2 separate regions of the Homo sapiens genome follow, and region 2 is linked to region 1. A link is a loop called in an ENCODE intact Hi-C map of the cell type or tissue named here. Cell type or tissue: ascending aorta. All regions are shown on one strand. Links, peaks and the distances in the headings refer to the core of each region. The heading gives the core; the rest is flanking DNA.

Region 1 (16,052 bases), core at 4,351-12,350:
TATAATGGCATGATCTCAGCTTACTGCAGCCTTCACCTCCCAGGTTCAAGTGATTCTTGTGCCTCAGCCTCCTGAGTAGCTGGGATTACAGGCATGTGCCACCACGCCTGGCTAATTTTTGTATCTTTTAGTAGAGACAGAGTTTTGCCATTTTGGCCAGGCTGTTCTTGAATTCCTGGTCTCAAGTGATCCTCCCACCTCCCACCTCAGCCTCCCAAAGTGCTGGAATTACATGTGTGAGCCACCGCACCTGGCCCCAACTTTTTCTACAAAGGGCCAGATAGTAAAAACATTAGGCTTTGTGGGCCAGATGGTCTGTTGCAATTACTCAACTCAGCTTTGCTGTTATAGGGGAAAAGCAGCCACAAACAATATGTAAATGAATGGGCTGTGTTCCAACAAAACTTTACTTACAAATACAAGTGGCTGGCTGGATTCGGCCTGTGGGCCATAGTTTGCCAACCCCTGTTCCAGGTGGAGGGTAGAGTGCACCTCAGTAATGAGACAAGAATAAGCCTGGCTAGTTCAGAAACCCAGAGAATGCCAGTGAGCTAGAGGGAAGGGACAAAGATGGGCTGGGAAAGCAGGGGAAGGAGACAGATCACACAGGGCCTTTGAGGCCTAATCAAGGAATTTGGTTTCTAGAAGTTTTTAGTTTTAGAGACAAGATCTTGCTCTGTCACCCAGGCTTGAGTGCATTGGCACGTTCATAGCTCACTGCGGCCTTGACCTCCTGGGCGATTCTCCTGCCTTAGCCTTTTGAGTAGCTGAAACTACAGGCATGCGCCACCACTCTTGGCTAATTTTTTACATTTTTGTAGAGACAGGGTCTCGCTATGTTGCCCAGGCTGGTTTCGAACTCCTGGGCTCAAGCAATCTCCCTGCCTCAGCCTCCCAAGTAGCTGTGACTACAGGCACATGCCACCATGCCTGCCTAATTAATTTTTTTTCTTTTTTTAGAGATGGGGTGTCTGGCTGGAAGTAGTGGCTCACACCTATAATCCCAGCACTTTGGGAAGCCAAGGCAGATGGATCACTTGAGGTCAAGAGTTCAAGACCAGCCTGGGCAACAGGGTGAAACCCCATCTCTACAAAAAAAAAAAAAAAAAAAAAAAAATTAGCTGGGCACAGTGGCTCATGCCTGTAATCCCAGCACTTTGGGAGGCTGAGGCAGGCAGATCACCTAAGGTCAGGAGTTCGAGACCAGCCTGACCAACATGGTGAAACCCCATCTCTACTCATAATATAAAAATTAGCTGGGTGTGGTGGCGTGCACCTATAATCTCAGCTACTCGGGAGGCTGAGGCACAAGAATTGCTTGAACCCAGGAAGTGGAGATTGCAGTGAGCCTAGATTGCACCATCATACTCCAGCCTGTGCGACAGAGTGAGACTCTGTCTCAATGAAAGGGAAGGGAAGGGAAGGGGTGGGGAGGGGAGGGGAGGGGTCTTACTCTGTTACCCAGGCTGGTCTTAAACTCCTAGCTTCAAGGGATCCTCCAGCCTCAGCCTCCTGAGTAGCTAGGATTATAGGCATACCACACCAGTTAGAAGAATTGTTAAGAAGGGAAATGGCGGTGTGGTGGCTCACGCCTGTAATCCCAACACTTTGGGAGGCCAAGGCAGGTGGATCACTTGAGCTCAGGAGTTTGAGACCAGCCTGGGCAACACGGCAAAACCCTGTCTCTACGTAAAAGACAAAATTAGCTGGGCGTGGTGGTATGCACCTGTAGTCCCAGCTACTCAGGAAGCTGAGGTGGGAGGATCACTTGCGCCCAGAAGGCAGAGGTTGCAGGGAGCTGAGATCGCACCACTGTACTCCAGCCTGGCTGCAGAGCAAGACCCTGTCTCAAAAAAAAAAGGGAAACAGTAGCATGATCCCAAACCCTAATAATAATTGTCATATTGCACACATACAGTGTATTTAGTTTAACATACATTTTCTCTCTAAATCTTTACAAAAACCCTGTGAGATGGTGTATGAGTACAGATTTGGCTGCTATAACAGAGACACCCAAAATAGCTGTGGCTTAGTCAAGATGGCAGTGTATTTCTCTGTAGTGGAAACACCGGAGCTGGTGTGGCATCTCTGCTCCCCAACTTGTCAGAGGTCTGGTTTCTTCTATGTGACTTCCCTGCTGTCCCCAACATGGGACTTCTGCTTGTGGGCCAAGATGGCTGCTCCAGCTTTCCCCATCATGTGGCCCCCAGTCTAGCCAGCAGGAAGGAGGAAAGGGGAGGAGAGGGCTTGGTTCTGCCCCTTAAGGACACGTGTGGAGGTGGCACACAGAACTTCCATGCATATCTTGTAGCCACACCCAGCAGAGAGAAGTGCTAGGAAGGACCGACCACCCGTCACTGGGGCTGTGTTATGCTCCACATTCTACCCCACAGCCTCTCTGGGGAGAGCAGACATGGGGGTAGCCAGGCTGCACTGCCACAGGCCCTTCTGTTTCTATCCCCCACCACTGATGAAAGGTTCAAGGCCCTGGGAAACTATTCACAGCCCCCTCCCTGGTGCTGGGTTGGGCACTTCTCACTGAATTTGTCCTTTAAAGCATTCACCTGACTTTGTGGATAACATTCACCTGACTTTGTGGATAACATATGTGTGTGTGATTTGTGTGGTCTTGAGGGGTCTGGCTCCTCCACAAGAAAAGGGGGACCTTGTCTCTTTCAGCCTGCCACTGTGTCCCCAGTGAGCCTGTCCAAAAGAGGGGCATGATGTATACTTGTTGAGTGGACAGAGGACCAGCTGCTGAGCCCTCGGGCAGGGAGGTTACTAGTAAGGTGGGAGGGGCATCATCTAGGAATAGGCAGAGGGACACAGGTGGCCCTGCTGGTCTCATTCAGGTGCTAGAACCAGCTTGGGGCTTCACCTTGGACTGACCTGGGCTCAAATGCCATTTTTGCCAGGTGGGCAAATTTCATGTCATTGAACCTCAGTGTACAGTGAGGGGAGACACCAATCAGGCACGTGTGGGGAGTCTACAGGGAGAGCTCTGACTGCCGATCATATTCCCAGCGCCTGGTGCCTAAAGCCTTGCCTGCAGGATGGGCTTGCCCCAAAGGCACTGCCTCCCTGCCCCCAGTGTGCAGGAAGTGAGCAGATGCCCGGCGGGCCTGCTGCCAGCTGACCCAAGCCCAAGATGGTGGCGTGAGCAGCCATAGCACCGCTGTGCTCAGAGGGAGACTCTAGTGTAGTGAGAAGCCTTGAGAGCTTCTTTACAAAACTGTCTCATCCTCCACCCCCATTCCTGTTCTAGAATCCACCCAAGGCAGGGGACAAGCCAGACATGGGCCCTCAAGAAAGAGCCCGGTGGCAATCCCTGCAGCCTGTGTTCATCGCACACCTTCATGCACCCCACTAAGTGTCTCTGCCAGCTGGGCCTCCCCTGCTGTGTCCCCAGGAGGAGCATCGCCGCTGTCCCAGTCCTCCCCTGTGGCCTCAATCCAACAAGCTTGTACCCTTCACTCGTGCAAGGAAATAGAAAGTGGTGGCCAAGAACGTGGGCTCAAGGTCAGACAAACCTGGCTTCAGGCCCCAGTTCAGCTGGGCAACCCCAGACAGATGAAGCCACCTCCTTGAGCCTCAGTTGTCTTGTCTGTAATCAGGCTGTCCCTGACCTCCATTGTGGGGTTGGGGGTGTGATTAGAGAGATATAACCCAGGTGGCATGCCTGGCCCTGAGGGAGGATGCAGTGGTGCCAGCCTCTGGTGACTGTCAGTGGATATGGAGAGTTGCTTTTTTTTTTGAGATGGAATCTCACTCTGTCACCCAAGTAAAAGTGCAGTGGTATGATATCTCCGCTCACTGCAATCTCTACTTCCTGTATTCAAGTGATTCTCCTGCCTCAGCCTCCCGAGTAGCTGGGATTACAGGCATGCACCACCACACCCAGCTAATTTTTGTATTTTTAGAAGAGACGGGATTTCATCATGTTAGCCAGGCTGGTCTCAAACTCCTGACCTCAGGTGACCCACCCACCTCAGCCTCCCTAAGTGTTGGGATTACAGGCGTGAGCCACTGTGCCCGGCTGGGCATGGAGGTATTAACGGAGCCCTTTCTCTTCCTGGCTTAGGTGGAAAAGGAGAACTTTGTGATCCAAGAACTGAAAAACCACCTGCACCAGGTGCTCAAGTTCTCAGAGAACAGCCTCGTTCGCACTAAGCAGGAGGCTGAGAAGCAGCAGAAGGCCGATTTCCGGGCATCACAGGCCAGGGTGGCCAAGATCCAGCAGGAGATCCTGCAGCTGCAGTCACAGTTTTACAACCTGGTCATGGAGAACCGGGAGGCAGAGCAGGCGCTGAGGAAGGTGCCCCGGGAAGCAGCGAGGATGGGCCGAGGGGGCCCCTGGTGGGGGGGATGGGTGGGACTGTTCCATCACTCCTGGAGGTCCAGCAGTGTTGGGCAGGGCAGGACTGCACCAGCTACTCAGGAAGTGGCTTGGTGGAGGGGAAGGGCACAGGAGCAGGGAAGGCCCAAATCCAAGCCAGTGTCTCCTGGGAGGCAGGAAGGGGCAGCACACAGGCCTGGGGACAGGGGACAAACTGGGATCCTGTCCCAGCATTGCTGCATGCCAGCTTTGTGACCTTGGGCAAGTTCCTCAACTCCTGAGACCCCACAGGGATAATACCCACATCGTCAGAGGCTGGGTGCCCTGCAAAGGAATGAAGAAGTAGCATGTAAAGCTCAGGCTAATTACTCAACTCCTGCCCAGCTGCCGATTTCACACCTCAGAAATGAAAATGCTAACATTGGTCTTAATGGTTGTTACATGAGAATTACATGAGATGGTAGTGAGAGAGCTGGTGCATAGTAAGTGTTCAATAAATATCATTTCTGACCGGGTAAGGTGGCTCATGCCTGTAATCCCAACACTTTGGGAGGCTGAGGTGGGAGGATCGCTTGAACCCAGGAGGCGGAGGCTGCAGTGAGCTGTGATTGCACCACTGCACTCCAGCCTGGGCAACAGCAAGACCCTGTCTGTACAAAGAATAAAAGATAAATTAGTCAGGCGCTGTGATGTGTGCCTATAGTCCCAGCTACTTGGGAGGCTGAGGCAGGAGGATCACTTTAGCCCAGGAGTTTGGAGGCTGCAGTGAACTATAACTGTGCCACTGCATTCCAGCCAGGTCAACAGAGTGAAACCTTGCCTCTTAAAAAAAAAAACCCAAAACCTTCATTTGCCTTCTCCTTCATCATCTCAGCCAAGACCCAGGCCTAGCACACACCCAACTTCCAAATCTCTTTCCTTGTAAAAGGCACCCTTTTTAATACTTGTCTCCAGTCTCTTAGTGTCACACTCTTGAGCATCTGATGGAAGCCACGGGCCTCTCCCCCAGAAAGAAGGCACAGATGCACTTACACATCCTAGTGGACAGTTCCCTGGGGAGCCCAGTCCCCCTGAAGCCGGCCTACCCATGGTGCCCAAGCTAAGGGCTCTTGCTCTGTAGGATTAGGGGGTTTATTTATTTATTTATTTATTTATTTATGTTTGAGACAGGGTCTCACTCTGTCACCCATGCCAGAGTGCAGTGGCGTGATCATAGCTCACTTCAGCCTCCAACTCCTGGGCTCAAGTGATCCTCCCATCTCAGCCCTCATGGGTCGCTGGGGCATGTCACCACGTCTGGCTAATTACAAATTATTATTATTGGCTGGGAGCAGTGGCTCACGCCTGTAATCCCAGCACTTTGGGAGGCTGAGGCAGACGGATCTCCTGAGGTCAGGAGTTCGAGACCAGCCTGGCCAATGTGGTGAAACCCTGTCTCTACTAAAAATACAAAATTAGCCGGGCGTGGTGGCATGCACCTGTAATCCCAGCTACTTGGGAGGCTGAGGCATGAGAATTGCTTGAACTCAGGAGGCGGGGGTTGCGGTGAACCGAGATCACACCACTGCACTCCAGCCTGGGTGACAGAGCGAAACTCCATCTCAAAAGAAAAAAAAAAAGTATCATTTTTTGTGGAGACAGGGTTTTGCTCTGTTGCCCAGGCTGATCTAGAACTTGTGGCCTCAAGCAATTCTCCCATTCCCACCGTGGCCTCCCAAATGGTTGGGATGAGCCACTGGCCCAGCCTGCTTATTTTTAATTTAGGTGAAACTTACATAACATAAAACCATTTTAAAATGAGCAATTCAGTGGCATTTAGTATATTCACGATGTTGTGCCACCCCCACTTCCACCACTTCTATCTAGTTCCAAAACATTATCACCTCAAAATAAAACTCCATATCCATTAAGAAGTTACTCCCCATTCCCTTATTCCCCCTGTCCCTGGCAATCACTAATGTGCTTTCTGTCTCTGTGGATTCACCTATTCTAGACACTTCATATGAATGGAATCTTCTGTGGCCGTTGTGTCTGGCATGTTTTACTTAGCACTGTGTTTTCAAGGTTCACCCATGTTGTAGCATGGATCAGTGCTTCACTGCTTTTTATGGTGGAAATAATCTTTTAAAAACAAGATTAGATCATGTCCCTCCACTGCATCTAAATCACCCAGTGGCTTCACCTCACCCTTTCCTGAGAATACAGCCTCCTCTTGCTGACACTCCCTCTGTGACACAGCCTTTTCCTTGGACCTTGTTGGGGACCACTTTCCTCCTCGCCACTCCCTTCCAGTCACACTGGCTTGATTTCTGTCCTTTAATTTTTTTTTTAATTTTTATTTTTTGAGACAGTCTTGCTCTGTCACCCAGGCTGGAGTGTGGTGGCATGATCTCAGCTCACTGCAAACTCTGCCTCCTGGGTTCAAGTGATTCTCCTGCCTCAGCCTCCTGAGTAGCTGAGATTACAGGTGTGCATCACCATGCCTGGCTAATTTTTGTATCTTTAGTAGAGATGGGGTTTTGGCATGTTGGCCAGGCTGGTCTCAAACTCCTGGCCTCAAGTGACCCGCCTGCCTCAGCCTCCCAAAGCGCTGGGATTACAGGCGTAAGCCACCACGCCAGGCTGATTTCTGTCCTTTAAACAGCACAAGCTTGTTCCTACCTCAGGGCCTTTGCACCTGCTGCTTTCTCTGCCTAGGATGTCCTGGAACCAGGCTGCTGGCATCAAATTCAGGCTCTGCCACCCATTAGCTCTGTCACCTTGGGCAAGTAAGATAGCATGTCTGAGCCTCAGTTCTCTCCCCTGTGAAATGGAGAAAAGGGAACCTCCTTGTTCAATAGGCGAGGCATGTCAAGCACCTGCCAGAGCCTAGTGATGCAGAGAGTGCTCAGTGCTGTTGATTGTTAATATATTCCATCAAACAATGACAAATTGGATCTTTTCTAGAAGAAATATAAAGTGGAAACGGAAATCGAGAACTGGATCCAGAAATATGATACAGAGATGGGTGAGAAGCAGGTATTTGTCGCTGAATAAGTCTCTCTCGCATGCTTTTCCCAAGACCTTCTAGGAATGGGATGAATGGGAAAAGTAGCCTTGGGATGGTCCATGGAGTGGGCAAACTTCTGAGCCTCTCTGCAGGGAGCACTTCCCTTTGTTTAAAGGGTTTGTCCAGCCTGGGGCAGAGTGAGAGGTGGGAAAGAAAAGAGCCAGAAGCTGCAAGGCCAGGTGCTGTGGCTCATGCCTGTAATCCCAGCACGTTGGGAGGCTGAGGTGGGAGGATCGCTTGAGCTCAGTAATTCAAGACCGGCCTGGGCAACAGAGCAAGACTCCATCTCTATTAATTTAAAAAAAAAAAAAAAAAAAAAGCGACTGGCTAGAAGGGCCTGACACTCTGACACTGGGCCTAATGATCATGGCTCCATCTAGTGTCCACATCCCATACTCCTCTGGATGGGCTCCTGCCAGCACCCCTACAAGGTGGGGCTCCTTCCCACAGACTCAGATGGGAGCCTGCCTCCACTGCATCACTCAGTCACTCAGCCAGTTTTTATTGAGCACCTGAGATGTGCCAGCTGTGTGGCCTTAAGCAAGGTACTTGACCTTCCCAAGCCCGTTTCTGCATCTGATTAGCAAAGGCAGTAATTCCCATTTTGGGACCATGGCGGGGATTCGGTGAGACACCATGGCTGCAAGTGTGTGTGCCCAGCACAGGGTCTGGCCTGGAGGGAAGTGCTCAGGGGGTGGTAACCTTCAAATCGAGACACGCCCAAACCCTTCACCCAGCACTGGGATAACATTGGTGGCCCATGGCTCCAACCCAGGGGCCAGGGAGGACTGGGGAGCACTGGAGAGCACTGGAGGTAATATGCGCTGGAGTGAGCCAAAGCCAGGTGTGCTCTTCAGAGAAGGGCAAGTCAGAACCTTGTCCTGGGCAACCATCAGGGCCTGGAGAGGGGAGCTTTGCAGGCGGGGGCTCTCATTTCTCTGGGTCCCATGAGGGTTGTGGGTTGGTTGCGGGCAGGGACTTTGTCCACCCAGCTCTGTGTCCTCTGGCAGTGCTCTGCTTTTTGTAGATGCTGGGAAAACATCAGTGGAAGGAAGGAAAACGGGTGTAAATGACAGCAGGAGAGGCTATGGTTAGACATAAGGAAGAACTCTGGGACTCCGTTTGAGGCCTGAGAAAGTTCCTTCTCCTCTGGTGTCTTGTGGAACAGACTGCTTTCATGGCAGCAGCCTCCATTTCTTGTGTCCCCACTGTGTGCCTGGCATCATGTCCAGTACATTGTGTCCATCGGGTCATTTAATCCTAGAAACAGCCCCTGGCTTCGGAATCGTCCCCATGTTTCAGATGAGGAAAAACGAAGGCCCGAAAGGTGAAGTCAGTTGAGGTGTGGCAGAGCTGGGACTTAAAACTAAGTCTGCCCAACTCACAAGCCCATGTTCTTTTCCTGTTCCTGAAATTATTTCAGTTGGGTCCTTCCTAGAGCTAGGATGGAGCCCATCCCCTCTCCCCATCCATGTCACTGGGACCGAGAGATGCTGAACAGCTTAGCTTAGGGGCATCGCTGGGGCAGAAGACCATTTGGGAAGGGTAAGGGGGCCTCAGGGAGGAGGGTGGGAGGAGGCACTCTATGTGTGGTGACCCCAGCCCCACCCCTCACCCCAGGAGGAGTTGGAGGATCTGGACGCTGTTCACAGGGAGGAGAAGATCTCGCTGGAGGAGCTCAGGCGGAGGCACAAAGTGCTGGTGGGAGAGTTTGCGCAGATCCGGGAAGAGCGGGAGATCAACTCCAAGAAAAGGATGGAGGCAGAGCAGGAGATGGTGCGCATGGTACGGGCGGCCACGCTCATCCAGGCCCTATGGAAGGGCTATCTGGTGCGCTCCCTGCTCAGATCCAAGAAGAAGCGGGGCAAGGGCAAAGCAAAGGACAAGGAGAAGGGCAAGCAGAAAGGCAAGGAGAAGGGCAAGGGCAAGAAATGAGCTCTCCACCCAGCCCGCTCCTGACCCTTATCTTCCCAGAGACCAGGCCAGGAAGGCCCGAGATGGAGAGCACTAAATTCACGGCTTTCATGTTTTTATTTAATAAATTAAAAAGTATTTGAAGCCACATTGAAGGGAACGCTCTACGAATAAATCTCTTTACCCAGGGCTGTGGGCTGTGTGTGTCCAGCTCACAGATGGTGTTTCCATGAGGAGCGTGCAGCCTGGGGTGTCAGCCCAGAGATTATGGTTCCTTACTTCAGCCTTAGTGGGAAACCAGACCCCAGCTGCAGCCCGGAAGCTGCCATGGCCATGATGGACACATCACTCACCAGGGCAGCGGGGTGTGGGTCACAGCTGCCCATAGGGGGCAAAGAAGCAGGCAGGGAACTCCAGGAGGAGCGGGGCCTCAGGTTTCAGGCTGCCCCTAACCCTGTTCTGGGATTAATTTGCTTGCAACTTCCCCTGCTCTAGCACTGTGAAAGCTCAGAGGGAGTCCTGAGGTCACAGCAGCCCTCAGCCTCACATTCCAGGGAGCTGAACAATTATTTAAAACAACTTTTTTTTTTTAAAGTAAAAAATTTTTAGGCCAGGAGTGGTTACTCACACCTCTAATCGCAGCACTTTGGGAGGCTGAGGCAGGCAGATCACTTGAGCTCAGGAGTTTGAGACCAGCTTGGGAAACATGGCAAAACCCCATGTTTTATTTTTTGTCTCTACAAAAAATTAAAAAATTAGCCAGGCATGGTGGCACACGGCAGTAGTCCCAGCTACTTGGGAGGCTGAGGTAGGAGGATCACTGGAGTCTGGGAGGGTCGAGATTGCAGCGAGCTGAGATTGTGCCACTGCACTCCAGCCTGAGTGACACAGGAAGACCCTGTCTCAAAAAAAAAAAAAAAAAAAAAAAAGGGTAGGTAGAGACAGGGTCTCACTATGTTGCCCAGGCTGGTCTTGAACTCCTGGCCTCAAGCGATCCTCCTGCCTGGGCCCCCCAAAGTGCTGGGATTACGGGCATGAGCCATCACCCCCGGCCTGAACAATTATCTTTAAATTATTTGTCAGCATTTAAAAAACTGAGGGCTACCATGTAGAAATCCAACACTCTCCCTTTTCTGGAAAAAAATCTAATCATCCAGATATCCCAGGTCTGCATATCTCCTAGGGCTCAGCAGCAGCAGCCCCCATTAGATGGTAAAGTAAGTCGCCCCCATCCTCACCACCCCCAACTGCCTTACATACACCACAGCCTGGTGTCCGTTGCCCTTTAGTGTCACCTTGGGCTACTGCCAGATTTTACTGTAGTTGGGAGGAGGAAAGAGGTTTGTTTTTTTTTTTTTTAGACAGAGTCTTGCTCTGTTGCTCAGGCTGCAGTGCACTGGTTGGATCTCAGCTTACTACTGCCTCTGCCTCCCAGTTTCAAGCGATTCTCCTGCCTCAGCCTCCCGAGTAGCTGGGATTACAGGCATGCGCCATCATGCCTGGCTAATTTTTGTATTTTTAGTAGAAACAGCGTTTTGCCATGTTTACCAGGCTAGTCTCAAGCTCCTAACCTCAAGTGATCCACCCACCTTGGCCTCCCAAAGTGCTGGGATTACAGGCATGAGTCACCATGCCCAGCCAGGAAAGAGAGGTTATTTCTGGCCTATGTCTGTGGAAACAAAGGGGAAGATGGGAAGGCAAAAGAGAGATGGATGTTTCAGGAAAAACTGAGGTGGGCGTGAGTAACTAATTGTTAGTGAAAGTTCCAGGAAGCTTAAACATTCTATATGTTTAAAATGCACATTGCAGCTGGGCGAGGTGGCTCACACCTGTAATCTCAGCACTTTGGGAGGCTGAAGCGGGAGGATCACTTCAGGCCAGGAGTTTGAGACCAGCCTGTACAACATAGTGAGACTCATGTCTCTTTTTTTTCCCTTTTTTTCTTGTTTCTTACTGGAAGGAATGAAATCCCTCTCTATAAATTTTTTTTTTTTTTTTTGAGACAGAGTCTCGCTCTGTTGCCCAGGCTGGAGTGCAGTGGCACGATCTCGGCTCACTGCAAGCTCCGCCTCCTGGGTTCACGCCATTCTCCTGCCTCAGCCTCCCATGTAGCTGGGACTACAGGCGCCTGCCACCGCGCCCGGCTAATTTTTTGTATTTTTAGTAGAGACAGGGTTTCACTGTGTTAGCCAGGATGGTCTCGATCTCCTGACCTCGTGATCCGCCCGCCTCGGCCTCCTAAAGTGCTGGGATTACAGGCATGAACCACCGCGCCCAGTCCAAAAAAATTTTTAAAAGAAGTTAGCCAGGCATGGTGGTGCATGCATGTAGTCCCCGCCACTCAGGAGGCTGAGGGGGAGGATGGCTTGAGCCGGGAGGTCAAGTCAGCAGTGAGCTATGATCGCACCACTGCACTCCAGGGTGGGCAAGGAAACGAGGCCCCGTGTCTTAAAAAACAAAACAAAACAAAAAAAAGAAACACCAAAAACAAACAAACATACAAACAAACAAACAAAAAACAAAGCATGTTTGCATGAGAGCACAGCTGGCCTGCCTGACCCCACAGGTGTTTCTGTGTGTCACTGGTCCTGGGCACTGCAGGTCTCCCTCCCCAGCAGTGTCCACTCTTCCCTGCCCCAAGGCAGACGTACCAACCAGATGATGTGGCTTCCAACTGGACTCCCTAAAATCCTGGTGCCTCCTGGAGGTGCCTTACAGGAAGACGGGGGCAAGGAGAGGCCCAGAGCCCAGCCCACACTGCCCAATCTGGGTGCAATTCCATCTGCGCAAAGGCTTTGTTGCTTTTCCTAAGTCCTGGGCTGCATCCTAAGTGCTCTGCAGACACACATGTCACTGTCTGGCTTTCTTGGACCCTCCACTTGGCAAAGTCCTAGCCATTGTGTTTTATTTCCCACCTTAACACACACACACACACACACACACACACACAAACAAACTTAAAAACAAAACTAAAAAAATACTATTGTCTGTACTCTGAGCTAAGGAAGAGCCGGCCAACCACAAGTTAGTGGCATTAGCCAGAAGCCGACGGGAGGAAGAGTCCAGCGCTTCCCGAAGCCCCAGATTCCCAAACTTCAGTTACCCACTCACCGCTGTCATGTTGCCTGCCACATCCTTGTACTATCTGTTGTATTTAACTTTGTTATTTAAATCAACTCAGGCCTAACAATGGCCTTTACCCTGAGGGGGAAAAAAAGTGACATTCATGGCTTTGATGAGCTGATCTATTTAGTACATGAAAATAAATTCAGAAGCATATTAAGATGAAACAGTGTTCACTCACAAATCTCCCAGTTGCCGTTGTGTTCCCCAGGCTTCACAGACAGCCTGGAAAAACTCCTCTAGGGCTTGCAGACTTAGCTGGAAACTAATCCTGAGCAGGAAGCTTGGCTTGAAGGGATAAGAGGGGACCCTCCAGGTTGGCAATCACGCCGTTTATTCGCACTTGGCAGCAAGACAATGGATGATGTGGGAGGTGCCAGGCCCCTGGGTTGGCACTAATTTGGAGTATGGTTGAGACAGGGCTGGAGAGAGGCATCTTAGAGGTGGCCCCCAAATCCGCAATCGGGAGAAAAAGGCAAGAATCGACTAGAGATTGTCAGGATAAAGGGAGGCACTGCCCACCCCTGCTATGTCTGTCTGCCCCCACAGGGGCTTCTTTAATACCTGGGGTTCCCTGGGTGATGAATGTCCTCCTACCCTGGCAAGGGGCCATACCTGTCGCCGTGGCCCCATAGGCAACCCTGATGAAAGAGTATCATTTCCAAGGGGGCTTTGGTTTCTGGGTGGCCCCACCTCGTCGTGGGGTAGATGGCACTGAAATGCTAACTGAGCGAGCCCTGGAAGTCACCAGGGGGCTCCGGAAGGTCACCCCTGACGTGGAAGGCCTGAGATCCTGAGGCCCATTTGTGTGGGGGGCACTGGTGGCTGGATGACCAGTGCTGGGGACATTCAGGTGGGTGAGGGAATGGGAAAGTCCCCGCTTCAGGGGGCGTGAAGAGTGTAACCCACCCATAGATAACTTCTGGGAGTCTGCCGCTGGCCCCGGCTCTGTCTTGGAGGGACCAGCTGGGTGAATGGCTCGCAGTGGTGCCTCCCTGGGGCGGGGCGAGTGGCTACCCCTGGGGGTAGGTGGTGGCGTCCACAAGAGAGCACGGAGCTTTGCGGCATCCCCCTTCGCCATCCGCGGGGCCCCGAAGCTGGCGCCTTCAGATCGGGAGCCAAACAGCGACTCATCACAGTAAGACGGGGTGTGGCTGATGGGTCTGGCAAATGGAAGATAAACGCCATGAGCTGGGGGATGAACAACCCCTCAAAACTTTAACAGCTCTCCCACCCACCCTGGGATGGCAGCAGCAGAGGAGGGTTGCCTGCAGATCCCAGGAGTCCTTGTCTCCCAGTCTGAAACCTACAGCGAGGCCACAGCCTCTTAAGCACCACTGCCCCCGGTCTCTGCTGATTTTCCCTGCGAAACATCCACTGCCCCTGCATCCTGACCCCATTCCCAGACATGTGCCCCAGGCCTGGACAATTTGCATATTCCATCCTCCTGGCCACATGGATTGGTTCACGAATGGCCAGATGACCCAAGCCTGTCCAATCAGAATCTGCCTTAGGACCTTGCAGAAACCACTAGGAAAGAGATGTCTTTCTGCCACCTGACTTTACTTCTTGCTAAGCTGATAGGATGTCAGCCCAAAGCAGCTTGTGGCTATCTCCTTCCTACTGAAGATTGAAGGGCATGCAGGGAAAAGCAGCACTAAGGTGGAGACAGACAGTTCCAGCCACAGTTTGAGCCCCTGTTACAGGAGCCCCACATGCCTTCTCCTGGGGAAGCCAGTTTGAATAAGTTTTCTGTCACTTGCAATTGAGAGTCACAATTAGTATAACCTTAGTCTTTATAGCCTCCACTTTTTCTTTTCTTTGTGAGACACGATCTCACTCTGTTGTTCAAGTGGAGTGTAGTGGCACAGTCACAGATCACAGCAGCCTCAAATTCCTGGGCCCAAGCAATCCTCTCACCTCAGCCTCCCTAATAGCTGGGACTACAGGCACAGTGCCACCAAGCCCAGCTAATTTTTTTGTTTTTGATTTTTAGTAGAGATCAGATTTATGTTGCTCAGGCTGGTCTTGAGTTCCTGAACTCAAGCAGCCCCCTGCCTTAACCTCTCAAAGTGTTAGGATTGCAGGAGTAAGCCACCGTGCCCATTTTCTTTTCTTTCTTTCTTTTTCTTTTTTTTTCTGAGACAGAGTCTCGCTCTGTCACCCAGGCTGGAGTGCAGTGGTGCAATCTCAGCTCACTGCAACCTCCGCCTCCTGGGTTCAAGCGATTCTCCTGCCTCAGCCTCCTGAGTAGGCGGGATTACAGGCATGTGCTACCATGCCCAGCTAATTTTTGTATTTTTAGTAGAGACGGGGGGGGTTTCACCATGTTGGCCAGGCTGGTCTTCAATTCCTGACCTCATGATCTACCCACCTCGGCCTCCCAAAGTGCTGGGATTACAGGCAAGAGTCACTGCGCCCGGCCTTTTTTTTTTTTTTTTTTAAGAGACAGGGTCTCACTCTGTCACCCAGGCTGGAGTGCAGTGACGCTCGCTGCAGCTGCGAACTCCTGAGCTCAAGTAATCCTCCCACTTCAGCCTCCAGAGTAGCTGGGACTACAGGTATGCACCACTATGCCCTGCTAATATTTTTATTTTTTGTAGAGACAGGGATCTCACTATGTTGCCCAGGCTGGTCTCAAACTCTGGAGCTCAAGCGATCCTCCCACCTCAGCCTCCCAAAGTGCTGGGACTACAGGCCTGAGTCAGCCTGTCTGGCCTTTTTTTTTTTTTTTTTTTTTATTCAACAGATATTCACGGCATACCTGCAAGATTCCACGCCCATAGTTTTTTTGGCCAGGACTGAAAGTGCTTCTATCCCCAAACTGCAAGTCTTTGAAAGGGCAAGCTTTTGCCACTTGGTTTAGCTGCTCAAACCACATTGGCTAATGCCTGTATATGTCTGGTGCCAAGGTTTTTGCTCAATAACTTCTCTACCTCTTATGCAACCCCTCACTTGACACCCTCTACCTGTTGGCATCCAGAAGAAAATTCCACCCTCCAGGTGAGCAAGGAGTTGTCACCTCCCTTTTCATGGACACCATACTTCCTAATGCAGCCTATCTTTACCTCAGTGTTTTCAGCCATGTTGTAGGTATCAGTGTTGCTAATCTCCACCTGACCCTGCCTTGTCTACAGAACTGGCAATAACTGATTCTTGTTTTTATAATAGGTATCATTCCCATTCTCATTTCATTTCTCTCATCTGAAATATGTCCCTGTGGTTCAGAATGAACCCTAACTTTAGCTGGCCAGTTCTTATGGACTGAATTGTGCCCACCCAAATTCATATGTTGAAGCCCTAACCCCAAATGTCTCTACACTTGGCCTTAATTATTTAGATTAATTAAAGGTAATTAAGGCTGGCCAGACATGGTGGCTCACATCTGTAATTCCAGCACTTTGGAAAGCAGAGGCGGGAGAACGACTTGAGCTCAGGAGTTTGAGACCAGCCTGGCCAACACAGTGAAACCCCGTCTCTACTAAAAATACAAAAATTAGCCAGGCATGGTGGCGTGCACCTGTAATGCCAGCTACTCGGGAGGCTGAGGCAGGAGAATTCCTTGAACCCGGAGGTGGAGGCTGCAGTGATCCGAGATGGTGCCACTGCACTCCAGCCTGGGCGACAGAG
Region 2 (16,052 bases), core at 2,807-10,806, 49 kb before region 1:
CTGGGAGGACAGTCCTCAGAGCCAGAAATCTTAACCCGATCTTCTTTTTCACTCCTCATGGCCTGTAACTCACCAGGTCTGGAAAGGTCTCGTCCCTCTCATCTCTACTGAAGAGGTCTTTGGGGCCTCTTGTCTTTCACCTAAAAGCCTGCAGCAACCTGGACTCACTCTCACTGTCCAGGCCTTTCCTGACCACCTGACCCAGACGCCTTGAGGCAGGATGAATCAATCGGGTAAGGCCGAAGTCTCACGGTGTCACTCCACTACTTAAAATCCTTCCATGGCTTGCCTGCAGAAAAAGACTGACTCCTTGGAACAATGGGAGAGGATCTTTAGAGCTGGCTGCTGCTACATCCCTCTCCCTTTTCCCTATTCCTGTACCAAACTCCTAACAGGCAGGAGGGCTGTGGCCTGGGCCTCACGGGCTGGCCGCCGAAGGCAACAGGTGACCATGGAGCACCAAGGATGCAGGGAGCTGGCTGGAGCCCCCCCACGGGACAGCGAGCAACACAGAGACAAAACATGCGCCCCGTGGCCACAGACCACACATGGCTGGTGGGTGAGGGCAGACACGTAGCAGTGTTGCCAATGGTGGAACGAGGACTCGGGAATGGACTTCACAGGGTGTTTCTGCTAGATCTGAAAGGGCTTTGTAATAACTAGAAATGAGGGACCGGCACAGAGGGCTTTAGTTTTAGAGACAGGGTCTCACTATGTTGCCCAAGCTAGACTCAAATTCCTGGACTCAGGCGATCCTCTCCCCTTGGCCTCCATTTGGAAATAATTCTTTTTATTGAGCCCAGGCTGTAGTGCAGTGGCACTATCATGGCTCACTGCAGCCTCAACCTCTTAGGCTCAAGCCATCCTCCCACCTAAGCCTCCAGAGTAGCTGGGACTATAGGCATGTGCCACCATGCCCAGCTAATTTTTTTTTTTTGTAGAGATGGGGTCTTGCCATGTTGATCAGGGTGGTCTCAAACTCCTAGGCTCAAGCAATCCACCTGCCTCGCCCTCCCAGAGTTCTAGGATTACAGGTGTGAGCCACTGCACCTGGCCGGAAAGAATTCTTCTATTTTTATTTTTTAATTTTTATGTATTTTTTCTTTTTTTTTTGAGACAGAGTTGCTCTGTCGCCCAGGCTGGAGTACAGCAGTGCAATCTCATCTCACTACAACCTCTACTTCTCAGGTTCAAGCAATTCTTGTGCTTCAGCCTCCTGAGTAGCTGGGCATGCACCAACACACAGGCGTGCACCAACACACCCGGCTAATTTTTGTATTTTTTGGAAGAGACGGGGTTTTACCATGTTGGCCAGGCTGGTCTCAAACTCCTGACCTCAAGTGATCCAACTGCCTTGGCCTCCCAAAGTGCTGGGATTACAGGCGTGAGCCACTGCGCCTGGCCGGGAAATAATTCTTAATGAAAATATTCTAAGACCAACAACTGGCCTGTTCATCTACTCCTTTGTTTAGCAGACATTCCCAGGGTTGTCCCTGCCCAAGGTCAGCTCCTAGGTGCTGGGCCCTTAGTGGGGACTGTAGGAACTAGGCAGCCCTTGCCCTCCAGGGGCACCTGTCCACAGAGGCAGTGAGTACCCCATCACCACGTGGCCTCAAAAAGAGGCTCCACAGCTATTGGTTATGGACATTTCAATAGAGAAGAGGTTCACCAGCCAGTGAGCAGCTGAACTAGCTGCCCCTGCAACTTGTGGCATCTACATGTTTACAGGTATATGGTGACTTCAAGGGGAGCAGGCAGGTGGGTGCAGATGGCTTCAGAAGCAGCTCCAAACTGCAGAGCTGCCCCAGAGAGCTGGCAGTGCCACAATCTGAGCAGGGCCCAGCTGCCTAGATCCTGCTGGCGCCAAAAGCCTTCCACAAACACTTCCTTGCTGCTTAGGGAGGGCAATGGCATCTTTTTTTAGCACACGCGTCCCTCTCCCACCTCCCGATTAACTGCAGCCCCCAAATCTAGCCCCAATCTCAGCAGCTCAGCTTCCGCTAAAATAACACACACAAACACTTGCGGAACAAATTCTGTGAGGCAGGCACTAGTCTCAGCACTTTATAGGTGAAATAACTTCATCCTCGCATCAACCTTAGGAGGTGGATACCATCAGCATCCCCATTTCAGAAGAAGGGTGATGGGACAGAAGCACAGAGATTGGTCAGCTTGTCCGGGGGCTCCCACATTTAGAAAGTGACGGAGCTGGAGAATAAATGAGGTCTGTGCTTGGAACCACTCTAACTGTGGGCGGTGTCATTCCACATGGTCTGCACAGTCCATTAATGGTGTGCCATGGTCGGGGATGAGAACCATCCAGGAACCAGAGCCAGCGTGTAGAGGCCATCACCGCAGGTGGCACTGTGCGGCACTTCCTTCTCCTAGTACTTCGTTTTTGTTGTGTTTTATGGAAGTAGAGGTCCTCTGCTGCAGAGTATGGGAAGCGCTGCTGCGTAGCTCTCCTGCGTGAATTGTAGGCACTTTCTGCTGTTGTCTTAGAAGCAACGACTGTCAGGTCAGGAGCAGATCCTAGAGACCACCTAATTCATTGCCCAGCTTTTAGAGATGGGGAAACTGAGGGCAGGGAACGTGATGTCCCCATGGTATAGGGCCAATTGGTTACAGCGCCAGGTCTAGCATCCAGGCTTCCTGGCTCCCCATCCAGAGCTTTCCTTCATACAATCATCTGCCACTCACCTCTCACTAGAGAAATGTAGGGGGTGGCTCCGCTGACCCACTGTCTGCCGTGCGGTACGCCGGCCACTGTCTCTTCTGATGGACAGCATACAGCTGTGAAACAGGCTTAGCATCTATGACCCAAATCAAAGAGAACACGTGGCCGGTTCTCGCACAGACGGTCCCTCCATTGGCCAGGGCTCTTGGGATGCACTCTTATGGGCCACAAGTGACTGGGGGCAGGAGAAGGCCCTGGGGTGACTGAGACCACATTTTCCTGGCCATACCGGTGCTGAATGGAACAGCTGCACCAACAGAGAATCTTGGGGCAGGAGGGGCCTCAGGAATCAGGAGGCTCCTCCTCTCCCACAATCAGCTGAAAGGCCCACAAATAGGTGCTGCACCTGGCCCACAAGACCTCGCTCTCACCAGCTCCCCTGCCACACTGTGGCCCAAAACAGCTCTCCCCTAGACTAGCACAATCCCTTCTCTGTCTTCCTACTGTCTGTTCTTCCCTCTGTGGCCTATTCTTGACACCAGTCAGAGAAATCCTCTATCGTGTGTGTGCGTGTGTGTGTTTTTAGGTAACTTTTTTGTTTAATATAACAAAAATCCTAAAGAACACTAAGCCAAATGGTATCACTCCTCTGCCCCAAACGTGCCCCAGCCTCCCTTGATCAGAGGGTCTCGTGGAACCTGACCCGCAACCTCTCCAAGTCACCTCGTCCTGCCTGCCCCTCGCTGCCGCCATGCTAACCTCCTTGTTGTTCTGAAACGTGCCTGGAACACTCCGCCTTGGGGCCTCTGCCTCCCCGATCTTTGGCTGCTTTGTCACACCTTCCAGTTTCCACAAACATTTTATCAGAGGCTACCCTTGGCCTCCCCTACAAGGTGAGACCACATCACTCCGTCCCCTCAAAGCGCTGAGGCTTCCTCCTGGGGCTGTCACCACCTGACAGGGTATCTGTTTAATCGTGGGCCTGTTTCCCCGCCTGGAATGTCAGCTCCAAGAGGGCAGGGACTTTTGTTTTGGTCACTGTGGTGTTCCCAGGCCCCAGAACAGCGTTGTACACAATGTGTAAGTGGTCAGCAAACATGTCTGAACTGAAGTGAAATAGAAGGTCTTGCTAGCCCTGAAGATTCCACACACCCCCGTGGGGCACTTAAGGATGGCCAGGGCCTGGAGGGCGGAGAACAAGGAGCCATCCGTGGGGCCTGGCAGGCCTCGGGCAAGAGGGCGGGCTCCACCCGGGGTGCAGTGGGCAGCGCCAAAGGGTGTTAGGAAGGGGTGTGATGTGGTAAGTTTGTATTTGTAAAAACCTTTCTTTTAAGGATCTGCGGAAGAGGGGCTGTTTTGTGTTAAGAGTAATTCAGGGTAGAACCTTGAAAGGGAAAGGGGAGAATAAGACTCAAGAGCTAAGGTGAAAGAACAGCGAATTCTCCCCCTCCCAGGACGGACTTTGTTCTGTGCTTCTAACCACTCAACCTCAGAAAACAGGACTTGGAGTGCTCATGTGGTCCCAAAAGGCAAAGCATGATCGCTCATTTCTCCACACGGAGAGAGGGATGGAAGGCCTGGGGTGACACTGGCCACTCAGGGACTTTTCAAGAAAGCCACAGGTGATCGCAAAGGGCCTCCTTCACATCAAGGCACGAGCAACTGGGCTACATATTTAGGGATTATAGAAAGGGTGCAAATGGAAGGCGAGGAGCCACAGTTCCATTCTGTTCCTTTTGTACGTGGCCTTCACGCAGCAGTGCAGCTGTACCAGCCAAGACGAGGGCACGGCAGGGGCCGGGTGGGGCTGGGCCACCTCGTGGAGTGCTAATCCCCTGCCCTGTCTGCTGTCTAACCCTCTTCCCCACTTAAGAGGTTGCAGAAGTGGCTGAAGGGACAATGGATATGCTCCCACTCCGAGTGCTGCGTTGTTCCCGCAGAAGGTATGCTCGAAGGCTCGGCAGCTTTCTGAGGAGGACATTTCAGGCCCAGAAAGCGGGAAGGCAGGGGGCAGAAGGGGCAGATCAAAGGGGACAGGCTGATAGCCAAGTCCTGGTAAGTCAGGATGTGAGCCTGGTGAGTCAGGGTGTGAGTGCAGATGGAGTGGTTTCTGGGAGAATGAGCCCCTGCTTGCTGGGGAACCAATCCCGGCAGGCCCAGCTTCCTCAAAATGAATACCCTCCACGTGGGAACTAAGAGCATGTGCAGGGGCCCCCAGCTGGCCTGAGTCATCAGCACTGTGTGTGAAGCTAGAGGACACTCTGCCCCACTGAAGCCCATCGTGCCCACTGGGTTCACTCCAGGACCTCTACCTGGGCAGCCTCGAATGCCAACAGTTGTTTACACCCACCTGCTCTAGTGGCCTGGTGCCTTGTTCTGACCTCCTACTGCCCACAGACCCTGGGCAGAACCTCCAGGTCAATGACTGGCACTCGCATCTTTGGAGTACCAGGCACAGAAAGCACAGGAAGCATCCTAGCCAACAAAGTGACCGGGCAGGCTCACCCCGCATCACCCCAGTCCAGCCCCTTCCTCTGTGTGCCGGGGCTGGCCCTCTCCAACTGGTGCTCATTACGGACCACGGAAGAAGCAACACCTTTGGCCTCTGACCTTGGCACTGTTCTTGCCCAGAGCAGAACGGGTTCTTCCAGGCCAGCTGGAAAGGCAGGAACTGGGGCACGTCGCAGGGGCCCAGCTTGAGAAGACAGGACGACCTCACCACGGGGCTGTCAGGAAGCTGGCCCTCCACTGCCTCCTCCAGAAGGCCGGCAGCTAGCCCTTGCCTCTGCATGTTTACCTTTCCTGGGAGGCAACCGGGCCGGACATAGGAGGGAGGGAGATGAGCAGCAGCGTGGGCAGGCGGGCAGGATTTGCAGTCTCCCTGGCTCCCACAGCCAGCAAGCTCCACATGCAGGTTTCAGAAAGGACCAGAGGAGGCTGACCAGGAACACTCTTGGCAACCAGGAAGACTGTATTCTGCATCTCTGTTCTGGGCCTCTGGGGAAAGTTCCACGAAGGGAAACATTTTGTCCTGCCCTTCTGGTGCCCTGGGCAGACAGCTCTCTTGGGAAAACCAGACCAAGAGGACAGGCGCAGCCTTGCAGGCCTGCAGACTTTGGCCACTAAAGATTTATGTGGCACCAGCCCCTTAACCTCCCTCCCTGAATCCTGGCAATCAGCCCGGAGGAGAGAACGTAAAACCACTCAGAGGACGGGAAGGAGTGGAAAGAAACAGCTGAACTGACAGGCATGAGAATACAAAACAACAACGCAAACTCTGACTCGAAGCAGGAGAGACATCCCGGTGCAGAGGACAGGCAGACAAACCAGAATGACCTGTTTGCACACACGGTAACACTCCCACATGCTGATGTCACAGGGCCCAGACGCTCCCTCGAAACAGCTGGCTGCTTTGCACGCCACATCGGAAATGACCCTGCAGGGAATCCAAGGTTTCTGTTTGCTGGAGCACAGCATGCAGCAGCGTCCTGGTGGTGCCAGATAAATAGAAACAGTTTCCATATGCCAGCTATAAAGATGCACTGGGGAGGAGCAGGAAAGAACAGGCAGGAGGGGAAGGCTTCCACGACCCACCCCTCACCCAGCAGGCGCAGGGGGCAGCCCGGCTGCGTAAACCACTGGGGCCTTTCTTTGGTGCCTGGGCCAGAGATCGCTTTGGATAAAAGGGCCCCTCCTGGGAGGGAGCTCTGATCAGAAAAAGCAGAGAATGACTGTTCTCAGGAAGGGTGATACTGAGGGGCCTACCCCTTTTCTTTTCTTTTTTTTTTTTTTTTTTTTTGAGACGGAGTCTTGCTCTGTCGCCCAGGCTGGAGTGCAGTGGCGCGATCTCGGCTCACTGCAAGCTCCGCCTCCCGGGCTCACGCCATTCTCCTGCCTCAGCCTCCCGAGTAGCTGGGACTACAGGCGCCCGCTACCACGCCCGGCTAATTTTTTGTATTTTTTTTTAGTAGAGACGGGGTTTCACCGTGTTAGCCAGGATGGTCTCGATCTCCTGACCTCGTGATCCGCCCGCCTCGGCCTCCCAAAGTGCTGGGATTACAGGCGTGAGCCACCGCGCCCAGCCCCCTTTTCTAACCTCTCTCCTTTTTATTTTCTTTCTTTCTTTTTTTGGAGACAGGGTCTCACTCTGTTGCCCAGGCTGGAGTGCAGTGGTGCGATCATGGCTCACTGCAGCCTTTATCTCCTGGGTTCAAGCAATCCTCCCACCTCAGCCTCCCAAGTAGCTGGGACTACAGGCATGGATTGCCATGCCCTGCTAATTTTTTGTATTTTTTTGTAGAGACAGGGTTTCATCACCATGTTCCCCAGTCTGGTCTTGAACTCCTGGGCTCAAGTCATCCACCCAGCTCAGCCTCTCAAAGTGTTGGGATTACAGGCATGAGCCACTGTGCCCAGCCTCATTCTCATTTTCTTAAACACACACAACCTCACACATTCTCAAATGCACACATACACCCTCGCACATCCTCTGTGAGACGAAACAGAACCCTGGACACCCAAGTTCACTCCAGCTGTGCCTCCTCCACTCCCCACAGTTCACGATCTTAATCCCCAGAGCCTCAGTTTCTTCATCCAGAAACTGGGACCAGTGCCAACCGTGCTCCCAGCATCTCAGAAACAAATGCGAATACTCACAAAGCACTCGGAGCCCTCCGGAAACCAGCGCCTACCAGAATGACAACGAGCAACCGCCCCGCCGCTTGCCAGTTGTCACTGAGAGCCCCACACCATGGGAAAGAGCTCAAAGAGGAGAGGAAAATAAACCAGAGTGACACTGATGAGTTTTCCAGGCACAGCGTTGCCACCATGCTTCTGTGCCGGCTGGCTCTTCAAAGGCCCCCAGATAAAAATCTAGCATGAGATGCTACGCCGAAAGAAAGCAAAATGCACATCCCCCTGCTCAGGCCTTCTCTTTCTGATAATTGGTTGCAAGATGGTATGGAAGGTGGACCCGCATTATTGACACACGTTAGTAAAGGCTCCAAACCCAAGCAGAGCCCTGGGCAAATGTACCAACCTTCAGAAAGGCAAGAACTGGCACAGAGCCCTCCCAGTTGAATTGCTGGCCTCCAGCCCAAAATCTGTCCTGCCAAAGGCTTAAGCCAAAGGAGGAAAGGGAAAAAGAAAGGCTCAACGGGGCAGTACCACGGGTCAAGCCCTGTTCTAGAGGGAGGGACTCTGGTGTGAAAGTGGTCAGGATAATGCCCTGTGTCTCCTCTAACTCTGTTTCCGGCCACCTGAAAGGGACCTAAGTGGCCAAGTCCAGAGAGGTTCACTGTCATCCATGAGGCCAGGCCCAGGGAGCCTGGAACTGGCAGGGGATGGGGCAAGGAAGCGGAGAGCAGTTCTATAAATGGAGTGTGAAAGACATGGAAAGGCAGGAGGGGTGCAGATCAGAAACAGGCTTTTGGGAGTTAGGGGACAGAGGAGAATGTAGGCAGGGAGAGGGGCTGGGAAATGAGCACATCAAAATCATCGGGGGCAGTGACTGCAGCCTGAGATGCCCACTTCCTAACCGTCCACATGAGGAACACACAACAGACATCCTAAGGTTGCAAACATTGCCTTGAGAACACCTTTCTAAACTTTTTTTATTTTATTTTTATTTTTATTTATTTATTTTTGAGATGGAGTCTCACTCTTGTTGCTCAGGCTGGAGTGCAGTGGCACAATCTTGGCTCACTGCAACCTCCACCTCTCAAGTTCAAGTGATTCTCCTGCCTCAGCCTCCTCAGTAGCTGGGATTATAGGTGCCTGCCACCACACCCAGCTAATTTTTTGTATTTTTAGTAGAGACAGGGTTCACAAAGTTGGCCAGGCTGGTCTCAAAATCCTGACCTCAGGTGATCCACCCACCTCGGCCTCCCAAAGTGCTGGGATTATAGGGATGAGCCATGCTTTCCCATGGAGTGGGATTACAGGCATGAGTCTGTGCCTGGCCTCTAGTCTTAATAAATCACATGATAATTTTGGGGAGAAAAAGGGAGGATGTAGTATTTTTTTTTTTTTGAGACAGGGTCCCACTCTGTCATCCAGGCTAAAGTGCAATGGCACGATCTTGGCTCACTGCAACCTCCATCTCCCGGGTTCAAGTGATTCTTGTGCCTCAGTCTCCCAAATAGCTGGGAATACAGGCGCCCGCCATCAGGCCTGGCTAATTTTTGTATTTTTAGTAGAGATGGGGTTTCACCATGTTGGCTAGGCTGGTCTTGAACTTCTGACATCAAGTGATCCACCCACCTCAGCCTCCCAAAATGCTGGGATTACAGGTGTGAGGCACCGCACCCGGCCAGATGTAGTTTTAAAAGACTGACCACCTACATGCAAACACATATGGTTTAATTTGAGGAGACATTTATTCAGCACTTACTGTATACCAGGCATTGTGCTAGGTGTTGGATTAGAAAAGGTGAAACCATGGCCCTCGCCCTCATGGAACTCTCCATCAGTAGGTAATGAAGGATCGTGACTCTGGTGCACTGAGATCTAAAATGGGCTGGGATGACAAGGGCCCTCCGTGGGGGCTGGTGGCCAGTGGCAGGGAGGAACTCAGGGGAATGCCAGGGCTGGCATTTCAAGCATGAGGGATGAGGAGGTATTCACAGGGTGGATGGGGATGGGGTGAGTGGCACATTCTAGAAACAAGGATAGTCATTCAGAGAGCACAGAGACTTCAACAGCAGGGCACGTCTGAGAAACTGCAGAGGGTTCTGTAATTCTGAAGCTTAAAGTGCCAGAGACCAGTGACCAGGATGACGCAGTGGGCAAAGGTAACAGCCACGATTCGCATTCAGTACTTACCACACACCAGACACGGTTGAAAGGGCTTTACGTTAATTAATTCTTCTAAGTGTACAAAGGCCCTACAAACAAGACTTGATTATTATCCCCAGTTTACAGAGGGTGAAACTAAGGCCCAGAGAAGCTGAGTGACTTGCCCAAGGTCACAGAGGGAGGAAACGACGGGCAGCCAAGCCCTCACCTTTCCCTCCACTGTTTCCGCAAGGCTGGGGGTGTAGGCCAGGCGGAAAGCCATGCTGAGGGCCTGGACTTGAGCCACTGGGGACTAATGGTGTGGAGCAACCTGATCAGGTGTGCTACTTGGAAAAACACAGCCAAGGAGGTCAGTCCTGGCTAACTCCCTAACCCATCTGCAAACATTCTGCATGGGCAAAACCGCAAGTTCCTTTTCCCAGCACAGCCGTGGCCAGCTCACATTCGTGAGGCAGATTAAATTGCCAGGGGCCGCCACGGTCATTTTTATTGTCTAATCCTCCTTCCTGAGATGGAGAACTGTGTCTTGTCCCTACAGCATGCCCCCCGGTTTGCCAGATGTCCACGGGTAATTTCTTGGTGAGGCAGGACATGACTTCTTCTTTAGTCCATGAATTTCAAGACCCAACTTGGAATTGTACTTCCTGCTCCCATGCCACTGGGTTTATTATGAAACAAAGGGCTTTCCCTGCCACTGCTCACTCACTCACAAAGTATTTATTGAGTACCCGTCATGTGTAAAGTGTTTTAGACGCTTTAAAAAACATTTGTAAAGGCCCTATGCTTCCTGCTGTCTCATACACACACACGCACACACACACACACACACACACACACACACACGCAGAGGCACGCAAACGCCACTGTTTACCCAGTGAAGAGTACAGCACCTGTGCGAACATCTGTTCCATATTCACTTGGAAGCATCTGAAATGCTAATTGTGAAACACCCAGGGACAAGGAAGGGAGCCGGAGAAGAGCAAATGGAGATTAAAGGCATTTTTCACTGTGCACTGGTGCGCTCTGGTTCCCCTGCAAGAGGTCAGCAGAAAGCCAGTGCTCGGAAGAACAAGTTTGGCTTGAGACTCAAGCTGCATGAAGGCTACTGATGTGTCAGCTGATGGCATCCACTCAGCACAGATCAAAAGTCCGCTCTAGTCCTTAACCAGAAACACCTGGGGGCTGGCTGGACCCGGCTTCCATGAACACTGGCCACGCCCCAGCACCTGGATCTGCTGCTGCTGCTGCTGCAGGTGGCTTTGTTCAGAAGAAGAGTAACAAGAGGTGAGGCGGCCATGAAGCAAGCATGGGCACATTGGGGAAGTGACAGCTGGAGGACAGCTACATCCCACAGAGAGCTTGATGGCCTAGGCCTGCCACTTCTCCAGGGCCCTGAATTCCTATGCAGTCAATGGCCAGGCACTGCTTTCGGCCTTCCCTTCCTTTTGCTTCAGTTTCCCTTTCTGTTGGTGGGGAAGGCAGCCCAAAAGGAGCATTGTGAATAAAGGAAAATACAATGGAAATCAAGAAGCCACCCTAAAGAATGAGCAGGAGTGGCCAGGAGCGGTGGCTCATGCCTGTTATCCCAGCACTTAGGGAGGCTCACCAAGGTGAGCAGTTCACCTGAGGTCAGAAGTTCAAGACCAGCCTGGCCAACATGGTGAAACCCCATCTCTACAAAAATACAAAAATTAGCCAGGCATGATGGCAGATGCCTGTAATCCCAGCTACTCGGGAAGCTGAGGCAGGAGAATCACTTGAACCTGGGAAGCCGAGGTTGCAGTGAGCCGAAATTGTGCCTCTGCACTCCAGCCTGGGCAAGAGTGAGACTCTGTCTCCAAAAAAAAAAAAAAAAAAGAATGGGCAGGAGATGGAGCTGCTTGATTTTTAATTCTCCCTGCAACACAACAGGAATGGTAGTCAAGGAAGTTAACTACTGTCCCTCAACTGCTACAACACTTCAGAAAATGCAAACTACCAACTCACATCCCTTAAGAGGAACCGGAAGAATGTGAGAACGGAGGAAAGGTTCACATCCTCAATGCAGAAAGTCCTTCAATTACCTACTCATGGGTTGAGACTCTGACTGTAGACAATCATATACTGATTTTACAATGAAGAAACTGCAACTTAGGAAAAAACAAGCTCAGCTCCTCATTCAAGGATGTTCAGCTATCAAGAGACGATGCCAGAAATTCAACCCCATCCTTTGCAGACTGCGCGACACTCAGAAAATGTTCAACCGTTGTAGACACCAGCAGGTACCATCACTCCTCAATAGACACACATTCATCACAGCCTAAGAATCTCCCAAGCCACCTCCATTTATAGACTTCTGTGTCCCCATACACTCTGGACGGCGTCTGGTCTCCAAGAGGAAATAGCAAAAAACAACATGCAACAAAATCAAATGGGCCAACTAGGCTGGAGGCTGAGTGGACTTTAGCACTCATAAAATCTGCGCCCTGTTGAAGCTACCAGACTGGCTCGAGGCTGTGCAGTAAAAACTGCAATTCCAAACAACCAGGCAGGCCAGCCAAGTGTGAACAGCCGAGCCCGCAAGAAGAGAGGCCCCTCGAGAGTCACAGAGAGAAGACATCATGCTTGTCGACGACCACCCACAAGTGAAAGGCAGCGCAGCCGGCAGCTTGGAGCAGCTCCAAGCCATTAGCCAGCACTAAGCACAGGTCGCTCTGCCCAAGCTGGTTTTCAGCAAGTGCTGAAAGAATTAGGAAAAAAAAATAATAAAATCCCAATCTAACAAAAAGAGAGATAAAAAAGAGAGACAGGCAGTCTACAAATGGTAGGGCGGCGACGGGGAAGCTTAGATGGAAGGAAGGTTGGGATTGGACATGTGTGGGCTCCTGGGGAGTTCGAAGCTGGAAGCAGAGACCCAAACATCCAAAAAGTAGGCTGTTCCTAGGGGCAGCAACGCCATGCCCTGCTGGGCTACTTCTGGTCTGATCACATGTGAATGAGTCTCCTTGTCACCCTCCAGTGGCTCCAGGGGCTGGTTTAGCTGTGACAGTCACCTGGGACCCTGGATGTTTTTGGAAACCGGTGACTCACTCCCAGATATGCAACTTCTATTATGTCTATTATTGTGCCCAGAATATGTGTAGAAGAGACATGATCCCTGCCTTTGCAAAACTTGTACTACCAGAAAGAGGCACAGCTGTGTAAAACATCAGCACCTAAAACAACAGCCATTAACACCCAGGCATTACACTGGGTTAGGCCTCTACCTTCCTGCCCTGCCCTGCCCAGTCATCTCAAACAGGCATCAGGGAGACACAAGAAAGAAACTCACAAACCAGGTAAGCCCTAGCTGGGGGGAGCAGGATTCACAAAACCCTGCTTGATGCTGGATGAACAGAATGGGTATTATTCATACTACGAAAGGATTCTTTGCCAAACTTAGCCCTCCCACCTATATTTTATTTTGAAATATATATGTATATATGTATTTCTAGAGACAGGGTCTTACTCTATGCCCAGGCTCGAGTGCAGTAGTGTGATCATGGCTCACTGCAGTCTCAGACTCCTGGGCTCAAGCAATCCTCATGCCTCAGCCTCTCAAGGAGCTGAGACTACAGGTGTGCACCACCACACCTGGCTAACTTTTTTTAACTTCTTTTTAGAAATGGGGTCTCACTATGTTGTCCAAGCTGGTCTCAAATTCCTGGCCTCAAGTGATCCTCTCGCCTTGGTCTCCCAAAGTGCTAAGATTACAGGGTGAACCACTGCGCCTGGCTCCCACCCGTATTTTAAATTACCTAATTCATCAAAACTCCATTTTCTCACAATCCATCATGGCACAAAGCAAACTCTGATTCAATCATCAAATCGATCACATCCCGGTGCTGGGGAGCGAGTGGGTCTCTGTGCCGTGAAGAGCAGAGAAAGAGGTATAAACAGCATACCTGGAGAATGAGAGACTGTGGAAACACAACCACTATCCTCAAAGGTTAGGGAAGGCTCTCAAGGCCTTCAGCTAAATAAACAGGAAGGGCCAGGAGTGGTGGCTCATGCCTGTAATCTCAGCACTTTGGGAGGCCGAGGCAGGTGGATAGCAAGAGATAGCAAGAATGGCTCTGGGGAAGACTTGGTCATTTAAGGTAGCAAAAAGGACACTCTAATATACAGCTACTGGATTGTTGCCAGGCCAAGGAGCAGGGGTCACACCCACGTGGCACTCACAGGACATATCTGCAAGTCTTCCAAATGCTGCTGAAGCAGGAAGCCACCAAAACTAGGACCCCTAAATCATGTTTTTTAAGGAAAAAAAATAAGCGGCACTGCTGCTGCAGTAACATGATGCTCTCTGCTTGCTTCTACAGCTAAAATATGTGGGCAAAGAGATCAGAATATTTTTAATAATTTGTCATCCAAATACCCAAGCTGTATTCCAAGATGCCAATTCCTCAATACCGGAAGTGTGGCTATGAGGATAGGTTTCTCCACTAAGTGGGAAAGGCAGAACATCAGGGCTTTATCGTGAAGGAGGATGATAAAATGAGAGGTAGGCTGCCATCTGAACAGACTAAGAACTTCCTGATCAACCCAAGATGGGTTGTTCAGGGGACTGTGTCAGTGCACTGGAACAAAGCAGGAACTTATCTGCCGGAAACAGAAGCCACACTTTTTATTCAGGAGAGTGGCCCTGGAACTTCAACGTACTTTCTGATCCTAAGAGCTGGGTGTGGTGGGATTAGGGAGGGCAAAGTGGGAGATATGTGGCAGGGCTGGGCACAGTCAAACATCTTCCTCCCATCAGCTCTGCTTTTCTTTCACTAGCTGCTTCCTCCATGCCCAATACCGCTGGGATGTTTCTCATCAAAGAGCACCCTCCTGGGCCAGACCCCAGGCCAGGTGAGCCTATGAAAGTCCTCATCTGTTCAGCATTGTCCAGATGCTTCCTGAGTGCCTCTTAAGAAGTAGGGACTGGCCAGGCATGGTGGCTCACGCCTGTAATCCCAGCACCTTGGGAGGCCGAGGTGGGCAGATCACTTGAGGTCAGGAGTTTGAGACCAGCCTGGCCAATGTGGTGAAACCCCGTCTCTACTAAAAATACAAAAAAATTAACAGGGTGCGGTGGTGCACACCTGTAATCCCAGCTACTGGGGAGGCTGGGGCACTAGAATTGCTTGAACCCGGAAGGCGGAGGTTGCAGTGAGCCGAGACTGTGCCACTGCACTGCAGCCTGGGCAACAGAGCAAGACTCTAACTCAAGAAAAAAAAAAAAGAAGTAGGAACTGAGCTACTGAGCTGAGCTTCTGGGACCTGGGGAAGTTCAGTGACTGGTCAGGGAGACAGACACAGAGAGAAAAATGCCAAATCCGGCTCCTACTACTGCAGAATAGCCTGGCAGTTTCCTCTCCATCCACCTCTCAATCTCCAGAGGGAAAAGTAACCCCTATTCAGGGCTGACCCACCCCAGGGTTTCTAAGCTCAGGGCTTATCAAGTTGGCTAGAGACAGCATCCCGAGCTGGCAAGATGTCAGCAGGAAGATGCTCTGTCATCACTTGCTTTCTGGCCCAAACACATTTAGCAGCTCCCATGCCCAACTCAACCAGGTCCAAACTCCTGCCATCAGCATTTTAGGCACTCTGTAAAACAGATATGCCTGCTCTGACCCCTGACCCTAATTATAATGGCTGACATCCACCCAATGCTCATTCTGTATAAGCCAGGCACTGTGCTAGTTGTGTGAGGCATGCTATCTTGTATAAACCTCAGAACAGTCCTAAAAGGTAATACTAATATTAGTGTCATTTTACGGATGAGGAAATCAAAGCTTAGAGAGGTTACATCATCTGCCCAAAGTCCCAGCAGGAGAAGTCAGGGCTGGATTCAAACTCAGTGGGTCTGACCCCAGAGTGCATGTAACCACACCCAAATCCAATCTGCCCCCAGCATGCTAGTCTCTGGCCCCGTCCAGGGTGTGGGTCTCAGAAGAGTTCCTACTTCTTTTTTTTTTTTTCTTTTTGAGACAGGGTCTTGCTCTGTCACCCAGGCAGGCTGGAGTGCAGTGACAATCTCGACTCACTGCAACCCCCCTCCTTACTTCAGCCTATGCCATTTCCCCTCCCTGGGATGTTCGGTCCCTCTCCCCAGCACCCCAAACTCCACCTCTTCCTAAGTCACACCTGTCCATAGTTGATCTTCTGCTACTCCCCTGGCTGAGCTGCATGGTGTCCAGCCAAAGGGCTGTACCGTCAGAATTCAACCAGGGGCTACAAACTCAAATGCCTACAGGCACCAGGCAGGTAACAAACATGGGGTGCCGGGGGGTGGGAGACTCAGATGCCAAGCTGTACGTGCACAGCAACTGCTTGGTTATGCAGCCTCTTAAAACACAGTTCAGGCAAAACACAGTAGGCACCCCGTGTCCCTGGGCCACCTCCACACTGCCCGGTCTTGCCATCATTGCCAACTGCTCTTGCCAGGGCAGCATGAATGAATGTTCAGACACTACCCTGAAAAACAATGGTCATTCCCCTGCTTAAAGTGCCCGGGGCTTTTCCGCCACCCCAGGATGAAGGTCCAGCTCCTCTTCAGTATGGCTCTAGGAGTGCA

Evidence for each region. Peaks named below come from ENCODE experiments on the same cell type or tissue, not always from the same donor. Only the 100,000 strongest peaks of a DNase experiment are listed, where the experiment ranks them.
Region 2: a loop joins it to region 1, with 3 times the contacts of the local background. A loop is called at or near these places in 25 of 110 quality-filtered maps.

Annotation. Positions count from the first base shown.
Region 1 is chr12:113,188,843-113,204,894 of GRCh38, reverse strand. It overlaps DRC10 (dynein regulatory complex subunit 10), which reads left to right. Exons shown (of 5, transcript NM_001330452.2): 3 at 4,082-4,315; 4 at 7,283-7,354; 5 at 9,006-9,449. The coding sequence ends at 9,320. RITA1 (RBPJ interacting and tubulin associated 1) reads right to left here. Exons shown (of 4, transcript NM_032848.3): 4 at 12,527-13,585. The coding sequence ends at 13,078. Among named protein-coding and RNA genes, the nearest start is that of RITA1, 11 kb to the right of the region's middle. RefSeq lists enhancers at 196-265, 1,944-2,835, 12,750-13,403 and a silencer at 10,497-10,791. In ascending aorta, for the core only: CTCF peaks have their summits at 7,583 and 7,783 (motif pointing left); DNase peaks (open chromatin) are centred at 7,784 and 10,914; H3K27ac peaks cover 4,287 bases.
Region 2 is chr12:113,236,025-113,252,076 of GRCh38, reverse strand. The region is part of intron 2 of TPCN1 (two pore segment channel 1); the gene reads right to left. Among named protein-coding and RNA genes, the nearest start is that of TPCN1, 23 kb to the right of the region's middle. RefSeq lists enhancers at 1-471, 4,906-5,569, 5,570-6,233. In ascending aorta, for the core only: no CTCF peak of the experiment used is centred there; DNase peaks (open chromatin) are centred at 5,876, 6,076, 7,766, 10,256 and 1 weaker place; H3K4me3 peaks cover 2,345 bases; H3K27ac peaks cover 8,000 bases.